Linked DNA regions of Homo sapiens: region 1 is linked to region 2. The links are chromatin contacts, found by Hi-C or POLR2A ChIA-PET in ENCODE. All regions are on one chromosome and are shown on one strand. Each heading gives the region's core, a stretch centred on a gene start or an enhancer-like site at or near the end of the contact. The rest is flanking DNA. Distances are from core to core; before and after follow the strand shown.

The links. A loop is a pair of places that touch in the nucleus more often than their neighbours do. ChIA-PET counts read pairs that join two places held with the same protein, here RNA polymerase II (POLR2A). Pooled maps may share reads with other maps.
Region 1: a loop to region 2 is called in a map of endothelial cell of umbilical vein, with 8 times the contacts of the local background. The contact joins the promoter of KU-MEL-3 here to the enhancer-like site in region 2. A Hi-C loop is called at or near these places in 7 of 168 maps with a recorded cell type or tissue (MCF 10A, PC-3, PC-9 and 3 more) and 3 of 50 pooled maps. POLR2A ChIA-PET finds 5 or more read pairs at or near these places in 1 of 52 experiments (PC-3).

Annotation. Positions count from the first base shown.
Region 1 is chr6:4,606,573-4,614,018 of GRCh38, reverse strand. It overlaps KU-MEL-3 (a long non-coding RNA gene), which reads right to left and starts at 3,454. Exons shown (of 2, transcript NR_122107.1): 1 at 3,207-3,454; 2 at 2,100-3,041.
Region 2 is chr6:4,318,897-4,325,944 of GRCh38, reverse strand. No RefSeq gene overlaps it. Among named protein-coding and RNA genes, the nearest start is that of LINC02533, 170 kb to the left of the region's middle. Within about 2 kb of position 5,509, at least 9 of the 41 ENCODE cell types and tissues checked have a DNase peak (open chromatin) inside an H3K27ac peak, as active enhancers do; they include PC-3, PC-9, endothelial cell of umbilical vein and 1 more, where a contact is called at or near this core.

The DNA of each region.
Region 1 (7,446 bases), core at 2,205-4,704, 290 kb before region 2:
CTGTGGCCTCAGAGGTGGGATTAGCCAGAGACCAGAAGCTGGGGCACCAGGTGGAAACAGAAACCAAACCAGGGCTGCTGAGTGGGAGCTAGAACCGTGGAGGAGGGCACTGTCTGATGGGAGATGGAGCTACTGTCCGAGATGGTGCTAGAGGTAAGAGGAAGAAATACCCTCGCAGGTCCTTATTTCCAGCACCTTTTGCTCGCACAAATTTCTGGAAAGCCATTTGTCAAGGAAACCAAGAAGGGAAAATGAGACGAAGGGCCCAGATGGAGCTGAGAGCCAACTAGCAGGTGACTGGCATGACCCTGATGAATGAGGTATTGTGTTGGGTGCCTTTAAGGGGCTTCTGTTGTGTGACCATGATGTCATTGGAGATCAGAAATGTGCATTTAGCTGTTTAAGGTCACATGAGGGCAGAGGCACATGTGAATGTGGGTTCTCTGGGTTGGGTTCTCTCATGCCATGGTGATTACGGTTTGCCCTTCTGGGGAGGAAGCAAACAACTGTCTACACTCTTTGTGGGCAAGAGCTTGCCAGGCTGTGCTTCATGGTCACTAAGGATGCTGGCTGGGAAGGAGCAGGATGGGATGCTTGGGCAGAAGAGGGATACAGCTGAGGAGTTGCAGGTGGGTCATGCAGGTGGGTGGTGGTTTAGTGCTCCCGCCTGAGCTTCATGGGCTCTCTAGCCCAGCTGAGGTCAGGTCGAGTACCCAGCACCCTGTGATAAAAGGAGGGCCTGCTCATTATGGTGACATTTCTTTCCGTGGTAACTGTCTGAGCCTTTTGCTCTGGACTGAAGATAAAAAGCCACCTCTTTGTGGGAGGAGGCCACATAGACAGGCCAGGGCTGGGAGAACAATGGGCAGGTACTCCACTGGGTTCCCAGCAGCAACATTGTAGGAGCAGCCATGTGAAAAACGAGAAAGTGGGTTTTGGCCATGGTTTGGGTTATGGAGGGAGAAAGTGAGGGAAACCTCCAGGTCATGCCAAGATTTCAAAGCAGGAGCGACAGCTCTTTGGCCCAAGTGCAGGCACAGCCCTTGTTGTAATGCTGTCTGCCAGGCAACGGCTACATTCTGGGAAGACAGAGGCAACCCCCAAATCCTTTGAGCTCATCTCTTTTTGACTCACAGATGGATCTCCCCCATGAGCAACACTTTGTGGAGTTTTGGAATGGATTTCGTGTTGCAACAGTGTTTTCTAGCTGGTTGTCTAATTTAAGTGGTGAGTCTGCAGAATGTCCAGGGAGGATTTGAATTCAGATGATAAGGCTGCATGGATTGCAATGCTGACAGATTTATGCACAGCATTGCAGGAAGGTCTCCAAGTCACTGAAAATGTTTCTGAAGGTCACTGCAAACTCTTTGCGTGGGACATAATCTATGAAAGTTTTGAGTTCTCCTTGTTTTCTCTAGAGTAATGATTCTGAAATACTGTTGCTAAGTGGTCAAAGCTACTTTTCTCAGCCCTTTTCTTTCTCCTCTCATTTTCTGTTGGTTCCTTCTGGAAGGAAGGAGAAGCATTTTCTCACTGAAGCAACATCTAAGTTACAATGCCTCATGCTCACCATTGCTCCAGGCCCCAGGGTGCTTTGCAGTTATGCAGTCCTGTCTAAATGAGTGCTCCAGTGGATGACAGAAAATGCTGCTTCAAAGATGTTAACCTGGATGCATAGAAAATTTTCTTGTTTTTTTGTTTTTTTTTTTTTTTTTTTTTTTTGAGACGGAGTCTCGCTCTGTCCCCCAGGCTTGAGTGCAGTGGCATGATCTCGGCTCACTGAATAAGTGTTGACTATAGAAAAAAAGAGAAAATTAGAAATGGTACCTTGACTCTACACTTCTAACAATCGCAGTCTGCTGTATTCTGGTAGTTTCCTGATGCGAAGGACGTTAAGCAACGTGTGTGTGTGTGTGTGTGTGTGTGTGTGTGTGTTTTAAATCTAGGATTGAATACAGACCATCTATTTTGGGTCTGAATGACCCAGTCTGGCAGTGGGTGATCTCATTCCATTGGACAATTTGGTCCAAAAAGCATTTCATTAATTACACTCAGCGCAACAACTTGCCCAGGAATCTGCTTCTGTGCTTGGAGAATAATCCCACTTTATAAACAATCCACTTTATTTAGCACAGGCCTTCAAGAAAACACCAGACACTGACATGATGAATTGCTCTCTTGGGAGCACGGGTGGGTGAGACTGGGGAGGAGGATGGGAAGTGAGAACTTGGTCCGTTTACCGGAAGACAGCAGCACACAGATCTGCTTGCACCCTGTACCTCATTGTCTAGGATAACAGGATTCCACAGCCTTGCCCTGATAGAAGCAACTCGGCAATTAATGGGTTGATGGCCCACAGTCCTTCCAAGGAAAACCCATGTTTGCTTGCTGCAGCCACGTGGACAACAGGCAGGCTCACCACAATGCCTGCAGGCCCTTCCTGGTCTCTCAATTTCACTCCTTCAACAAGCGTTTAGCAGATGCCTCCTCCTTATTACCTTCTGTATTAGGTGCTGGGGATACACTGGGAGAAGGTTCTTGTTCTTAAGGAACTTCTGATCCTACAGCAAGCCAGTGATGAGGGGAGAAGTGGTAGAATGGGGGGGATTCACAGCATGAGCACACAGAGGAGGGATACTCACTATGGGGCAGGGAGTGGAGGCTGGTGCTTAGTCGTCAGCATTCATTCTCTGGAACTCTGTGGACCCGTGCTTCTATATTTGCACATAGTAAGTTCTAATTTAACCATGAATTTTGGAAAAACCGTGATCATAGAGTTTCTTTCTCTGTCTTCCTTTCTCATCTCTTCCTCCTTTCTCTCTCCTTATGAACAGCGGTCTTTTCAAAGTTAGCCCATAGGATTGGGACCAAGCCTGAGATTCCAAACAGTGTTGGAGAGGGTGGAGTGTAGAGAAGCACCTGAGTCTCATGGTGAAGTTAGAGACAGGGACCCCGAGGCCTGGCATGATTGGAAGCAGGGCACAAAGATGAGTGTAGAGCAGAGGCCAGCGGGAGGGTAAGGAGCCTGGAGGTCAGGAGGCCTGCAGAGGGGAGAAGAGCAGAAACAGGGTCGGGAAGTGCCCCAACCCAGCAGTCCCTGCCTCCGCAAACAAGACTTGCTGGACACCAAGGCAGCCTCCTGACCTGACTTGCACACCAGTCACACACTTGCCTCCCAACAGGAATGACTAGACTCCGGAGCTCACCTGAGGCCTGCAGGTAGGAGCTGGAGAAGGATGAGGTCGGGGCGAGGAGTTCGCGGAAGCATTGGCAGGCCTGGACTCTCCTTTGCGCTGTTTCGTGGTTTATTTCCCAGCTCTAAACAAGGACGTCCTGCAAACTTCTGATGGGTTTGGTTTTGTGGTAACTTCTTAGAGAGCTCAGAGCATCAAGGAAGAACATTTCCTCAGGATGCTGAGGCGTGGACTGGCTTTCATCTCAATTTTCTTCAGCTGATTTCCTTCAATGTTGTTTTTCTCTTTTGAACAAAAGAATATGCTGTTTGTTCGGTCACATGGACTTGTGGTTACTCACCCGTGGAAGGAGGCCACCCCTCGAGACTCTGGCAAGAGCAGGGGAAATTCCTTTCAACACCAGCCCCGAGGAATTCTCATGATCCTGGTTTCCATTTTGGTCAAATTAAAGATGAAAGGACTCGATCCAGCACTGAGGAGGACGATAGTTTTGATTCTGAGGGAGACACAGCTAGATGAAAAACCAGGCTAACCTTTTATCTGGTATGAGAGTGGAGAGGCACATCCTGTGACAAATTGAGCATCCATTGTGTGAGGAATTCCTGCTTCAGGCCCCATCTCAGAAATCAAAGCCTTGTAGGTGAGGAGAAACAACCGTGAGGCGGCAGGTTTATTTATTTATTTTCCCACCAAAGTCTTAGATAACTTTACTGGGTGCCTGCCTTCTTTTTGGTTTTGTGTTTGCATAATTTTAGAAATGCCATTAGGAATAGCTGCTTTCCTAGAGAAAGTTTCCAGTTGGTAAAAACAGGACAAGCTGTTTTCGATAATCATGAACCTTTTCATTTGAAGGGTTCTTTTCCATACTCCTGACTCCCACCACCTCTGATATAGGTAATTCCATGAACTTTAGCACTTCTTGATTTGGTATTCTTTAAAAAATTTTAAATTGTGGCAATATACACATAACATAAAATTTAACATCATATCCAATTCTTTTATTTTTAAAAAGATTTATTTATTTATTTGAGATAGGGTGTCGCTCTGTTACCCAGACTGGAGTGGAGTGGTGTGATTACAGCTCACTGTGGCCTCAACCTCCTGGGTTCAAACAATCCTCTCACCTCAGCCTCCTGAGTAGCTGGGGCTACAGGCTCACGTCCCCACACTGTTTAATTTTTTAAATTTTTTGTAGAGATGGGATCTCACTATGTTGCCCAGTCTGGTTTCAAACTCCTGGCCTCAAGCAGTTCTCCTTCCTTGGTCTCTGAAAGTGTGGAGATTATAGGCATGAGCCCCTGTGCCTAACCTCCGGAAGTCTTTCCATCCTCCCGAACTGGAACTCTGTACACGTTAAATCCTAACTCCCCACTTCCCTAGCCCCACTCTGCAGTCCCTGGCATCCCCTTTCTACTCTCAGTCTCTACGAGTTTGACTAATCTAGGACCTTATATAGGTGGAATCAGCAATACTTGTCATTTTGTGACTGGCTTATTTCACTTAGCATAATGTCCTCATAGATTTGGCATTCTTTTACTTTGTCTTTAAAATACTATTTCCTCTTAACATCCAAGGGCTAACTCATTTAAACTTTGGAAAGGTCATCAATAAAATTTAAAAATATTTCCTAAGCCTGGAAATTGTAAAGACAAGTATGGATCTGTGAAACACCCTATTGCTTGCAGCAGAGCGGAACATCTCAGAGGTGAAAAACCAAGTGAAGAAGAGGCTCGTGTTAAGTGGCGCCAGCTGGGAACGTCCTGTACAGTAGGGCGCTGAGCCCTCAGGCCCGCAGCCAGGGGTAGGGGATTCTCTGCAGATGTGCCCTCCTCATGGCTGGTGCCGGTGGTCACGCTGCTCTCCTGGGGCCGTGGCGACAGCTGTCCATGGAGTAGGGCTGGCAGCGGCTCTGGAGGGAGGCATCTGCCCGGGCTGTCACCGGAGTGAAAGAACAGGAGGCAGCTGCGCAGAGGCAATGGCAAGGACAGGAGCAGAGGACACAGAAAAAACACCCTCGATCTCCTTGTGTGCTTTCCCCCAAAGCACAGGCCCCAGCCTGGTCATCGTGCCTCCCCAAAGTCAGGGAATACCCCAGAGGCTGTTCCTCCTCTCCGTGTTCAGGCCTGGCAGTCTGTTCTTGGACAGAGAAGGCTCATGCCAAGGCAGCTGCCCGGCAGTGTCACACGAATGCTGGAACAAGGGGGGCTGGGTGAGGACACCAGACCATTCATCTCACAGACACGGCCTTTAAAAGCTCCTTGAGGTTTTCTTATGTCTCAGTAGCAATGCAAATAATCTCTAAGAACCGTGACACCATCTTTTTCAAAGACATGTAATTTGCTACTGTCAATAACACGGATTTCCCACCCGAAAGAGCCAATGTGTTTTCTCGCTATTTATCAAATCTTTTATACTCTGATGACTAATGGAAAATACAATGGCAATTTGTTACTGTTTTGGCATTGTTTGCTATCAGAAGTGACACTGGAACAAAGGGGTAATAAGTTATGGTTGCATTCAAAGTTTATTCTCTCCTGCGGGAGTATACACACTCACATATCAATAGGAGTTGATAACTATAATGTGTGTAGCCTTTATGAATTATCTGTGTAATAATTTTCACTTTAAAAAAGCATGTTCCCATCCGTCAGTTCATTTCGGCATCACGAGAATGTTTATGATATTGTTTCAGTTGAACAGAACGAGACTTAAAGGAGAAATGGCTTGTCGAAGGCCCTATAGGAAGTCAATTGGGGCTAAAATTAGGTCTCCTGAGTCTTAAACCAGGGCTCTTTCCACTAAACTGTACTTGAGAAGAAGGTGTCAGAACCACAGGAAGCATGGTGAGAGATGTGTTTCTTTCTCCTGCTGACTTCTCCCCAGCCCCAGCCCAGACAATTCTGAAATGTTAGAGTAGTGATTGCTTGAGAACCAAGGGGACTATTTGGCTGAGCTGTTTAAAATTGCCGTTTTTAAAAGATTAAAACAGTCAAATATCAACAATTGCAAATGTTTCAAACTAATTGCTCTCCCCAGATTTATATAAGGTTATATTTCCCGTGTAGCGTCAAATTGGTCTTTTTATTGGTTAATTTGGCTGGTCGCTTTGCTTTCAATTTTGCTGCCCCTTGGTCTGAAACAGCCAGTGACCTCAGATCATTGTTTTAGTGGCTTCTGTAACCAAATCGAGCCAATTATAGAGGCAGCTGGCCAAACCATGCAATTAACCCCAAGCAAGGCAATTCAGGGTCATGTAAGTATGACTCACAAATGACCAGCCTATAAGAATTTTCAACAGGTCTAACCTGCTCTTGGTTACTGCACATTTTGCCTGAAAAAACAATTAGATCATATTCTTTTTCTGTTCATCTGGCATACGTTTGCATGAGTTCTGGTGAGTGGGAGATTTCCAAGGCTGTTACAGGGGGATCATTAGAAAATCAGGAGGGATCTTGGCCGAATGTCAAGAATGAAGGAGCAGCAAGTCAAGCCGCCAAGGAAACACACATTAGAGTCATTCGTTCTCACCACTCGGCGGAAGCTGGTAACTCGCTCCACTGGCCAGGCTTCCCACCATCTGGAGTGGAGTCCGGGTGCTCCTACCAGGGATGGATGAGCTCCAAGTGCAGGCAGCCTGGCACAAGGGCCGCGGCCACCAATGCTGGAAGATAGAGCCTCCTGCTTCCTGCAGACAGCAGAGCAATGAGGATGGCGCTTTGTGCCTTTTCTGGTTACAAGGTGCTATTGTGAATCACTTGATGTTGAGCGTGAAATTACATGGAGCTGTGAAGCCTTTGGTGCTGCCGACTGGGAGGAGCAGTGTTTCCAAGGTGTTTCTCTGTGTCCCTGTTTCTGGCAGCGAGGGCTTCATTTTCACTTTGCGTTCCAAGTGGGGAGAGTTTACAAAAGGGCAGGGCAGAAGAACAGTGGTTCCCACAGAAAGATTACAGATGCATGGGCTAATGTTAGAAAGACAGCAAGGGGCAGCTGCCCACAATCCCGGCAGGAACGTGTCAGACCATGCTGGAGGAAAGCAAAGTCAATGGAGAATGACTTGGTGCAGTGGAAAGTCAGCTCTATGGACCAAAATCCTTCAGCAACCCTGATTTGTAACATTTGCCAATATCTGTGGTGTAAAAAATACTCCCACTGTGGCCAATTTCAAATTGCCAATAGCTTAACAACTGGCTTGCAAAATTTCTGGGTGTTTGATACTCTTCTCTTTAGAGCCTGTGTGAGTTGGCTCCAAAGA
Region 2 (7,048 bases), core at 4,260-6,759:
AAATTAGAAGTCAAAATTTTCAAAATGGATTTCCAGTGGCATCCAAAACATGAAATATTTGACAAAAGAGGTCAAAAAACCTGTACACTGAAAACTATGAAAAGTCACTGAAGAAATTAAAGACCTAATTTAAATGGACAGCTACACCATGTTCATGCATTGGAAGACTTTAATGTTATTATGATATCCACTTCCCCCAAAATTGACCTATAGATTGAATATAATTTCTATCAAAATTTCAAATTTTTTAATATATAAATTAACAAACTGCTTCTAAAATTTATATGAAAGGTAAAAAATCTAGCTTGGATAGTCAAAGCAATTTTGAAAAAGAACAAAGTTGGGAGACTTACACTGCCTAATTTTAAGACTTAATCCAAAGCTACAATAATCAAGACAATTTGGTCATTGTGTAAGGATAAACATGTGGACTAGTGGAACAAAATAGAAAGTCTAGAAATAGACCATACACAAAGCTGCCAAGGTATTTCAATAGGGAAATAACAGGGTCTTTTTTTCAACAAATGGTGCTGTAATAACTGGCTATTCATATAGAAAAATATGAGCATCAACACTTATCTCACGCCATATAAAAATATTAATTCAAAATAGGTCAAATACCTAAAAGTAAAACTTAAAACTATAAACTTTCTAGAAAAAAAATATAGGGGAAAATCTTTGTAACCTGAAGTTAGGCAGATATTTCTTAGTTATGGCCCGAAAAAGTATAAACATAAAAGAAAAAACACAAATTGGACTTCATCAAAATAAAAAACTTGAAAACTTTGAAAGATATTGTTAAGAAAATAAAAATGCATGCCACAGACTGGGAGAAAAATATTTGAATAACATACACATTATAAGGTATTTATCTTTAGAATATAGAAAGAATTCTTGGAACTCAGAATAAGAAGACAAATAACCCAATTAAAAATAGAAAATATATTTGAACAGGAATTTTACCAAATAAAATATATGATGGCAAAAAAAAACCACAAAAAGATCCACAACATCATTAGTTATTAAAAAGAATGCAAGTTGAAACCATATGTTACTAATACATACTACTAGAATGTCTAAAGTTAAAAAAAAAATAAAACTGACCATACCAAGTGTTGACTAGGAACTCTCAAACATTGCTGTTGGGACTGCAAAGTGGTACAGTCACTGTAGAAAATCAGTTTAGCACTCTGTAATACAATTAAACCTACATTTTCCATATGACCCAGCAATGCTACTTCTAGGTATTTACCCAAGAAAAAGAAAATATTGTACATGAGTGTGTATAGCAGCTTTATTTGTAATAGCCAAAAACTATAAGCAACTCCAATGTCCATCAACCAGTGAATGACTAAATGACTTTTGGGATATTCATGCAATATTCAGCAATATGAAGGAACAAACGACTGATACATTCAATGCCATGATGAATCTCAAATGCATCACACTTAGTGAAAGAAGCTAGACTACTTCTTTCACTACCATATGATTCTATTTATATAAAATTGTAGAAAAGGCAAAACGACGATGATAAAGAACAGATCTATCTTTCTGGGGAAAGGTACTAGGGTGGGGTATTGGTACGGGAATTCTGTAAAGGGTCATTAGTGAACTTCTTGAACTGAAAAAATTGTTGTGTCTTGATTGTGATGGTAGTTACACTAATACACCCACTTGTCAAAACTCAACACTGAAAACAAGTAAATTTTATACACATTATAGTTCAATAAATCTGCCTCTTTTTTTTTTTTTTTTGATGGAGTTTCGCTCTTGTTGCCAAGGTTGGAGTGCAATGGCACAATCTCAGCTCACCACAACTTCCGCCTCCCAGGTTCAAGCAATTCTCCTGCCTTAGCCTCCTGAGTAGCTGGGATTACAGGCGCCTGCCACCACGCCCAGCTAATTTTTTGTATTTTTAGTAGAGATGAGGTTTCACTATGCTGGCCAGGCTGGTCTTGAACTCCTGACCTCAGGTGATCCACCTGCCTCAGCCTCCCAAAGTGCTGGGATTACAGGCGTGAGCCACTGCGCCCAGCCCCTGACTTTTTTTTAAAAAAGCCCATACCCCTAAGTAAATACTTCTAATTCTAAATACATTCTGGATTTCAGAATGAGTAGAAGGGATATGGACTTGGAAGGATCTTCTGGCTTTACAATCTGGGTTCAGCAACTCCTCCCCACTTATTTGCCACAGGTAAACCTGCTGCTAGGTAGATCTGTCTTCCAAGATCTGCTACATAGAATGCAACTGATAACACAGGAGTGGCATCCAGGATGAAGAAAAAAAGAATTCTCAGGATCTTCCTGATCCTCTCACTGTTGTTACTCTTTCACTCCTTACCCAGCCAGTCTCTGGGCCTTCCCTAATTTTCGCCTCTTGCCTTTGGCTGGCTCTAAGCTGCTGCTGCTGTTTTCCTTACCATCCATTTCCCCATAAAAGCGTGAGTAGTAATGTGGTTGAGGGGGAGGGCCAGAGGTGGAGAGATATAACTAGAAAGTTTTCTCAAAATTCATTCCTCAATACCAGGCTCTCTCTCACTCTATGTTTTCCACTGCACCTGGAACCACTCTATTTCATCTTCCCAAAGATTTCTCATGATTTTTGCACTAGATTCTGGGAACCATCAATATCTTCTGGCTTCTTGGGTAGAGATCCTGGGAAAGAGCCAACAGCTGGTGCTTGTCCATAATCATTGTATTTACTGAATTCCAAACTAACTTTTGTCTTGAATCTTTTTGCTTGAATAAAAGTTGAAATTGGATTATAAATCAATGCAACAGTCAACAGCAGCTCTACTGAAGCCAAGGTGGGGCTGGGTCCCATAGTGCTGCCCTACAGGGTTGGGAAAGAAAGACAAGGAAGATTCCAGGAACACTGAATACTGAAATCAAAGAAGCAGAGACAGAGATGATGTAATGTGCTTGGGGCAATATGAGCAGGCCAGTCTGGAGGAACAAGAATAAAGATAAGGTTGGAAAGCTGGGGGTGGGGTGTCAGTTCATGGGACTTTACATGACAATGGAGGAAGTTTGTTTTCTGCAGGCAATAAGGAGCCATGGATAATTCAGATGATCCAGCAGCATTATGATCTGATACGTTGTTTCAGGCTTAAAAGCCAAACTTCCCAATGGAAAGGCAAAGAAGCTGCTGGGGATAGGGGAGCTGGAGCACTGGGCTTTTGTCAAGAACTCTTGGCTGGTGTAATCGAAGGTAGGAAATGCTGGAAGCACAGAGCAAGAGCAGAACTTTCTAGTTCAGCCTCCGGATTTTACAGCTGAGGAAACGAGGCCAAAGAAAATCAGAGACTAGCCAAGTGTCAAAGTGAGTTAGTGGCAGACCTGGGACTAGAATACTGTTCTTTGGACACTCACACCTATGCTCAGTGCTGGCAGCAAGGCCTTCACACAGTTGTGCAGTTGGAAGTAGCCAATGATTTTCGAAAATTCCTATTCATGGAGGAAGACGTATAAAATGGTCAGATCATGGAAAATGACATTCCAGTTGGGTCTTTCCAACCCACTGTACAGGAACAGCTTCTCAGACAAAGTGTATTTGCCCGTGGTCTTTCCAATAAATTCTCAAATAGATGTCAAGATTGAGCAGTCAACTTGGTCACTTCCTCAAGCAGGCTTTTGGACTTAATGGAAAGTGCACATCCAGCCACCTAAGCACTTGAGCCCAAACCCTGGCTCAACATCTGGTCCCTGTTTCTCAGTGTCAGGTTGAGTGGATTGTGCAAAGCACACATGCCTCCTACCAATTTAGCAATTGATAACTTGCTCTGGGGGAGCACTTACAAGGAGTCCTCTTGCTCTTTGTCTTTATTCTCTGGCTATTGGGGGTTTTTTAGGTCACAAAGAGGGAATGGGACAGGGAAAAAACTTAAAAAATTATTTCTCAATCTCAAACTGGGAGCCAAGTAACTTAACCTACTAATTGTTCTGAAAGATTTCCTTTGCTCTTTCTCCTTCAACACAACAACCTCTTGTCAGAAATCATTCATTGTGGCCTGCAGAAATTACACACTAAATTCCAAGGTTGGCCACTAGTATAAAATAATAGATCATTAGTAGACTTCTATGAATTACACATTTATAAAATAGTCCAAAAACACCATCTGGGTTGCTGCAGGTCTGCTGGGGAAACAGGTAGGGAGATGGAAGGGTCTGTGTCTTGATTCTGAGCCAGACATTTGATTGATGACTATATCGGACAGTTGACGTCTCATCTTCATTAGCAAATGTATTCCTATTATCTACTCAATGACCTAAGATCAATGTAAAAAAACAAAAATGATAACAAAAACCTTTCCCGAGCTCAAAACTTTCATGTTATTTTTTTTTCAAATGTTTCGACTGATTGGAAGAATTAAAATGAAATTTACTTCAAAAGCAGCAAACATGAGTGATGTTGTGTGCACATGAACTGGATTTATTAGGTTAAAAAAAAAAGCCCAAATAAACCATCTTAAAATATGCTAATACATGTCCATAGCACCCACAACACACTTTTCCCTAATGTTAAATATGAAAATACAGTGCAAATCACCCCGGAAATGTGTGGTGGAAAAAAAGGTATACCGTGGCTGAGATAATCAACACACACTGATTACTGTTTTTCTAAGTGCTTATGAGTCTTTTGCATTTCTTCTATATAATTCAGTATCAGAGTTAATGACGTATCATAGTTTTCTCTGATTCAGAAGCACCTCAATTCCTGAAAGTTTTTGCTCCCTTCAAGACAACTTATCTGCAGCAAAATTACCAATAAATCTCTCAGCATGAGAAATAACAGGGCTGAATGACTTTGTGATGAATAAAGAGGGTGGTTGGCTTCTCTCCATTCATCCTGATAATCTTCATTGCTATGTAAACAGTAAGAAACATTATCATGATTCATGTTCAAGTCAGTTCTCAGCTCAACACTGTATCCAGAGAAATGCTACCTAGTAAACATTTTATTAGGATTGCAAGGCACCGGCAAGAAAATGGCAAAAACATGACAGCCTGAACTTGTAAGTGAATGTGTGCATGAGAAAGAGGAATACTGAGAAAGAGTAATTAATCTCTGTGAGATCAGACACATTTAGCAGCATGTCTAATAAATGAATACTCTTCTAAACATGGTTAAACTATTCACTTTTCATTATTCTCATCAGAATCCATGTTAACCCAAGTTAGGAGATAACAGGAATAAACAGTAAATCCCACAATAAGGGTTTCAAGTCCTTCCTATTTTTAACATCCCAAAACTTAGAAGTATGAAATCAATATGATCATTACAGGGGTGCTGAAAGGCTGGGGTTGGGTAGATATTCTAAAAATGTCTGAGAACTGATAGGATCATATTTCCAAACAAGTCCAGACTTCTGTCATCTGTGCCCAGTTGGAAGAAAATTCTCAATGTAAGAAAATCATTCTCAGGCAGGCACCTGGAAGAATCTGTGATTGCCAAAACATTTCCAGTGAACCACTTTCCCTCTCAGGATACAAGGCCCCGATCCATTTGCATAAAGTCCTAATGCTAGAAAATCAACCAGAGTAGATAAGATCTGCCTGTCGGTTTCAAGCCAAGAGGAAAAGAGGAAGCCAGACACTCCTCCAAAGCTTTCTTTCCCCTTAGGATTGCATCAGTTCCCACTCTATGGGATTATTTTTAAACGCTGGTTTAAAATATTCCATAGCCCAGCTGTTCAATACCACAACATAAGGTCAATTTTATATAGTTGTACATCCTTGAAGAGCTAAAGTAAGGTGACCCAAAAGGCCAATTTTCCCCACCAATAAAATATTCATTCTTGGAAAGCTGCCATTGTGTTATGACACTTATATTTCCTTGTTTCACTAATGTAAAATTTGAACTTTGAAATACATTTGTGGATTTAATGTTTGTAGTTCTCAGGCTTGGATCACAAGATCTCAGTGTGTATCAATTACGTTTGCTAACAATGAACTGAGCCTAGATATGTCAAATCCAGTGATACTTCCCAATTGCATAGAGCCCAATTTAGCCAACCAAATTTCTTTTGAATTGTCAGAATGAGCATTGCACCTGTGAAATAGTCAAAAGAGGAGCTACTCTGGGAGGCTGAGGCAGGTGGATCACTTGAGGTCAGGAGTTCAAGACCAGCCCGGCCAACATGGTGAAACCCTGTCTCTACTAAAAATACAAAAATTGGCCGGGCATGGTGGCCTGCACCTGTAATCCCAGCTACTCAGGAGGCTGAGGCATGAGAATCAATTGAACCCTGGAGGTGGAGGTTGCAGTGAGTCTACATGGCACCACTGCACTCCAGCCTGGGCGACAGAGCAAGACTCAGTCAAAAAAAAAAAAAAAAAAAAGAAGAAGAAAAGAAAGAGGAGCTACTGCAACATAGGATGGTGAGGAAGGGAGGTACTTAACACAGACTAAGGAGCAAGAGCAACTAGCAAGGTTCAAATCCAAGCATGCCACCTGTTGGTTTAGCTGAGGGTCTGTGCCTCAGTCTTCTCTTTCAAATGAGGAAGGAACTTCCTTCACAGTTTTGTTTGGAAGACTAGATGAGATCATACCTGTGAAGCTCTTAGAAAAGGTTTTAGGCTGTGGTGAGTGTGCATGGTGTTTGACATTAGCATCCTCACGAATCAGCAGAAGCTTTTTTGTTTGTTGATCCTCACAAAATTCCTGTAGAGAGACTCGTTTTACAGATGAGGAAACTGGGACTCAGAGTGGTTAAATAACGTACTCAGGGTGATACGGTGAGAAAGAAACATCCAGGAATATTTGCTTGTTTTCTCTTTTGTGCTGTTGCTCTCTAGATACTGTATTTTACTTCTTTTTTGAGCTAACCAAAATTTTTATTTCAGTACTTTGAATTATCCCTTTTTCTCTTCTTCCTTTTATCACATCTTCCCTTTCCCCCTTTTCCTTTCTTCCTACAAGAATATTTTTAGCATCTCCCATGGACAAAACGCCCTTTTAAGCCTCACAAAATAGATGCGCATTGTTAAAAAGCAAGGAAGGCCTCTGGTGCCCTTGTCTCCCAGAAGGGAAGAAGGCTCTGTATCC